2 separate regions of the Homo sapiens genome follow, and region 2 is linked to region 1. A link is a contact called in ENCODE Hi-C or POLR2A ChIA-PET data. All regions are on one chromosome and are shown on one strand. The core of a region is the stretch at or near the end of the contact, and the rest is flanking DNA. Distances in the headings are between cores, read along the strand shown.

The links. A loop is a pair of places that touch in the nucleus more often than their neighbours do. ChIA-PET counts read pairs that join two places held with the same protein, here RNA polymerase II (POLR2A). Pooled maps may share reads with other maps.
Region 2: a loop to region 1 is called in a map of naive thymus-derived CD4-positive, alpha-beta T cell, with 7 times the contacts of the local background. The contact joins the enhancer-like site here to the promoter of AP5S1 in region 1. A Hi-C loop is called at or near these places in 3 of 168 maps with a recorded cell type or tissue (CD4-positive, alpha-beta memory T cell, ascending aorta and naive thymus-derived CD4-positive, alpha-beta T cell), 6 of 37 single-sample maps with no recorded cell type and 15 of 50 pooled maps. POLR2A ChIA-PET finds 5 or more read pairs at or near these places in 16 of 52 experiments (A549, CD4-positive, alpha-beta T cell, CD4-positive, alpha-beta memory T cell and 11 more).

What each region holds. Positions count from the first base shown.
Region 1 is chr20:3,819,280-3,821,818 of GRCh38, forward strand. It overlaps AP5S1 (adaptor related protein complex 5 subunit sigma 1), which reads left to right and starts at 1,268. Exons shown (of 3, transcript NM_018347.3): 1 at 1,268-1,479. RefSeq lists a silencer at 792-1,071 and enhancers at 1,068-1,771, 1,312-1,651.
Region 2 is chr20:4,084,454-4,086,992 of GRCh38, forward strand. No RefSeq gene overlaps it. Among named protein-coding and RNA genes, the nearest start is that of SMOX, 63 kb to the right of the region's middle. Within about 2 kb of position 1,263, at least 12 of the 41 ENCODE cell types and tissues checked have a DNase peak (open chromatin) inside an H3K27ac peak, as active enhancers do; they include ascending aorta, where a contact is called at or near this core.

The DNA of each region.
Region 1 (2,539 bases), core at 18-2,517:
GAGACGCTAACTCTACAAAAAAATTTAAAGTAGCTGGATGTGTTGCCTGCCTATAGTCCCAGCTACTTGGGGGGCTGAGGTAGGAGCATTGCTGATGGGAGCGGGCAGCGAGGCTGCAAAAAAAAAAAAAAAAAAAAAAAAAGCCGGGAAAGGGAATTCTAGGCTGGGGGAACAGTCAGTGGGGGAGGCTCCGAGGCACATTTGGGGGACAAGGCTGAAGCCATTCACATGCCAAGAGGTAAAGGAGGTGCAGCTTCATGGTCGCGGTGGGGGTGGTAGTGGTGGTGGTGGCTGGAGGAACACATGCAAGTCAGGCAGTGAGGCCCAGGCAGGCCTTGTGGGGCCCCCAAACACCAATGGGCCAAGCCTCCAAGTTGGGGCTTTTACGTAAGGCTCTATAGGGGTTAGCGCCAGAGTGCCCCTTTCAGGTTTAAGGTATAAACCTCTTCCCTGTTGTTTTGATGGCCTCCAGTCAAGAAGGGGGCTTGCTGGTCAGCCCTACTAAGCGTTCGCCCTGGGCGACACTCTACAAGGTTTTACTGGGGCCCAATGAAATTGACAGATCTGCCAGGGACACACACTGAGAGTCCAGAAGCAGCGTTCGAATCGTTCTGCGCCGAACCGAGTGACAGCATTAAACCGCTGCAGGAACCCACAAATTCAGAATCTGCGCAAAATACACATATTTGTATTTAAAATCCGCGCAAAATACCCATGTGCCTAAATACACATATTTCCCTCCAAAGTCATAATTTCCGGGGGTACAGCCCAGGAATGTACATTTGAACTGGTGCCCCAGTGATTCTCACGCATGTTGGCTAGATAAGAACTCAGCCGCAGCCCGTAGCTGCGCGGCCCGGCCTAGGTCCACCCGCCGCCCGTCCCGGAGCCTCCTAAGGCCGCAGGCGACGCGCCCCGCCCTCCGGGGACAACTAGGCCCCGGCCTTTTCCGCAGACTCCGCGCTCCGAGCCGCGGCGCCCCCTCGCGGCCGCCGGGGTCGGCAGCCTGGGGCTCCGCTGATCTAGGGCAACGAGCGGGGGACGCTTCGAGCCCGCAGCGAGAGTGACCAGCATGGTCCCTGCCGGCAGCTCGGGGCCGGAGGGTTTTGACTGCAAGGCCAGCCCACGCCGAGGGTCCAAGCATCGGGATATGCCGCCAGCACCTGGCTGCTGCAGCACCGCGCTGGACATGAGCGCTCCGCCCAACCCGACGGCGTCAGCTGGCGCGCGCGCCCGCGACCGACGTGCGCAGGCGCCCACGGGCCGCGCAGCCGCCATTGCTCTCCTGCCACGGAGGGGAGCGCTTGGTGGCAGTCCGCGGGCCCGGACGGAAGGCTGAGGCGACGCCTCGACGACAGCGGACCGGAGCTGCAGGGGCAACACATTCAGGGCGGGGTGCCCCATTTAGGCCTGGCTGACCGGAGTAAGAAACTACAACCCCCGAAGTGCCTTGCGCCTCAAGGTTACGGAGGCAGTGACGTAAGCTGTCTTGACCGCTACCATTTCTCTAGTAGAGGCGGGACGCGGCGGCGCGGAGTGATGACGCGCTCTGCTGGCGGCTGGAGGGTTGCGGAGGTCAGCAATTGGGTGCTGGGCTCCGGTTCTCGAAGTGCCTTTGCGAACCTGCTATTTTACCAGTTTAAACTGACGGTCTGTTTAGCCTTAGCTACAGATACCCACTGACTGTGTACCCGCCGCCTTTCAACCCCCGGGCCGGCCACTGAGCCAGCCAGATAACCATTACTATTATTTAGTTTCTATTTTGAAACAGTTTCAGGTAACTCCTGTATGCACTTGGATGAGATTCACAAGTTGTAACCTCATTTGCCCCATTTACCTTATTATTTCCTCTGTTTTTCTCTCTGCCTTTTTTCTTCCCTGGACCAAGTGAGTTAGTTGCAGATATGAAATCCTGTTTCCTCTATATTTAGAGGCCCATCCGTGTTTATTTTCTAAAAACAAGGACGAGCTCCTGCATTCAAAATCGGGTAACATTGGTCAAGACTTTTTCTGACCCATAGTCCATATTGAAATGTTTTTAAAGTTTTTATTAGTGTCCTAATAATGCCCTTTATGGAAATTATCCTTTTGTTTTTCTTTCTTTTTTTTTGAGACAAGAGTTTCCCTCTGTCGCCCAGGCTGAAGTGCAGTGGTGCGATCTCGGCTCACTGCAGCCTCCCCTCCCGGGTTCAAGCGATTCTGTGGCTTCAGCCTCTCAAGTAGCTGGGGTTACAACCATGCGCCACCATGCCCGGCTAATTTATTTTTAGTAGAGATGAGGTTTCACCATGTTGGCAGGCTGGTCTGGAACTCCTGACCTCAAGTGATCCGCCCACCTAGACCTCCCAAGGTGCTGGGATTACAGGCGTGAGTCACCACACCTGGCCCAAATTACCCTTTTCTTGGTCCAGGACCCGATCCAGGAGTACACGTCGCATTCAGCTATCTGGTCTCTTCAGTCTCCTTCGGTCTGGAGCAGCTCCTCAGGTTTTCCATGACCGCATGACCTTGACGCTTTTGAAGATACCTGTTGTTTTGT
Region 2 (2,539 bases), core at 13-2,512, 270 kb after region 1:
ATTAGATATGAGGCTGAGATTTCCAGCTGAGGTCTCTGGGGAAGAATGGTGCCATAAACACGCAGAGAGAGAAGACAGAGAGGGGAACCAATCTTTGGAATAAGAGGATGAGATTTTGGCCACTGGTACCCAGAGGCCCTTCTTCAGAGAATGATGCAATGAGACCGAGGTGAATATTTTCTCTGAGCACTGAAGTTTCAGATCAAATAAGCAACAGATTTCTGCTCTGTGAAAGCCCTGTAGTCGAAAGGCAGTACATTGCAAATTTCAAAGAATAAGGCACTATCCTCTACTTTTGAGAGAAAGAAATGGAAGTCACACGCCAAAAAGTTGAAGTCTCTCCTAGACTCAGATGTCCTCAGTCTTCATCACTCTCTCTGGGTCTGATGGTCAGGAGGCCTAATGCTCAAGCTGTAAGGCGAGGCTCCTTAGAACCACTTGAGTCACCTGTCCGAAGCTGAATTGCATGATGGCTTCATTCAGAGCCACCCAAATCATTCTGGCCAATCACGGGCAACTGTGGATGGTTCAATGGCACCTTCCTTTCAGAGAATAGAAGTCCCAGGAGGGCAGGGGTCTTTGTCTGATTTGTTCACTGAAGAATCCCAGGTGTCTAATAGGCTGCTGGTATATAGTAGATGCTAAATAAATACTGGTTAAATAAATGAAGGATTGCAATGGGTTTGGGGGAAGTCTGAGGCCAGGGTTAGGGGTCACACCAAGGTCAGGTTTTTAAAGTATAGGATCCCATTTTTGGTACTGAAACGTGGTTGGGGTATTTAGGGGTCTGCCTATTGGGACAAAGGTTTCTTGGAGGACATCGCACACCTCTCAACCTGAGGACTCCTTATGGGCTCAGGGGAGCAGCTACTGGCTGAGATTTTTAAAGCAGGGTCTCAGTCAGTGAAAGCCTGGCTTGCTTTCCCTGAAGAGAGCTATGCGCGTGCCTGGCCATGGGGCTCACAGCTGCCCCCTGGTGGTCAGCCACAGCCCCCTGCCAACCCTTGGGCGTGGTATTTTTCCAGCCTTAAGTCAGGCAGCAACGGCACATCCTAACGCAGGGTCCGTCTGGTTCCCGGGCCCCAGGTGGCGAGGGAACAGGAATGAGGGCTCTCCGGCACTCTCCGCTTTGCCCTTGGCCTCCTTTTTTCATCAGGGAAGACTCAGGGGAGGGCCTGCGCTGTGCCTCTCTTCAGCATCTGTGAAGATTCTGCCAGCTCCCCAGCCCCGTGCTCTCCGAGGGCATTTTTGTGCACGCAGGGCAGATTCCGGATTCCAAGAACATCAGTCATGGAATGACCTCTCTCCGGCCCCTTGGTGTGACCTCACTGTCTTGCCTCCTCCACCTGCACGTTCTTTGCCAGCCTGTAGGTCCTATCGTGGGGACTCCTCCCTGACCTCTGCCAATTTGAAGTGGGAACTCAGATGAGTGCCTCTGACTTTTTTTTTTTTTTTTTTTGAGACGGAGTCTCGCTCTGTCGCCCAGGCTGGAGTGCAGTGGCGCGATCTCGGCTCACTGCAAGCTCCGCCTCCTGGGTTCACGCCATTCTCCTGCCTCAGTCTCCCGAGTAGCTGGGACTACAGGCGCCCGCCACCACGCCCGGCTAATTTTTTTGTATTTTTAGTAGATACAGGGTTTCACCGTGTTAACCAGGATGGTTTTGATCTCCTGACCTCGTGATCCGCCCGCCTCGGCCTCCCAAAGTGCTGGGATTACAGGCGTGAGCCACCGCGCCCGACCGAGTGCCTCTGACTCTCACAAGGGCTCGTGTCTTCAGTTCCAGGCAGGCCCTGGAAGGGCATGGGGCAACATCTGGGGCGCCCCCACGGCTGCCTCTCTCTCCCCCCACGGCCCTGTGCCCCTCAGCAAAGCTTCTTCAGAACAGCTCTTTGGACAGCAGCTCTCAGGGCATCTGTAGCTGGTGCCAGCCTACACCCCCCATGCAGCTATCATGGACAGCGAGGGCATAGGCTCTGGCCATAGGACCCCACAACCAGCACCACCATGTTCTGAGTTAATGGTGGGAATTTATCTCCCAGCATGATCTGACATGGTCTGACAGCAAGCCCATGACATTCTGCCTCCATGGTGTGGACACCTGAGGCAGATGGGTTGTATGTGGGTGGGGAGATAGCCCCTTTCATCGCAGGCAGGAGGAACATGCTTAGGGTACTACGCTGTAGGGTCAGGTCTTTATGCTTCTCATCATGCAGAGCAGGCTTAGGGGCTGTGTCTGCAGCCCCTCCCTGATTCCCAGGGATGAAGAGATGGGGTAGGCTCTCCGCAGCTCTGGGGAAGTTTTATTCCCTCTTCTCCCCCTCTCTCTGCACTTCCTTCCCTCTCTTGTGTTCCATCTTAGTCCATTTCTGCTGCTATAACTGAATACCACAGACTGGGTAAGTTATAAAGAAAATAATGTATTTGGCTCACGGTTCTGGAAGCTGGCAAGGCCAAGAGCATGACGCTGGTGTCTGACTGATGAAGACTTCATGCTGCTTTATCCCATGGTGGAAGATATCACATGGTGAGGAAGCACAT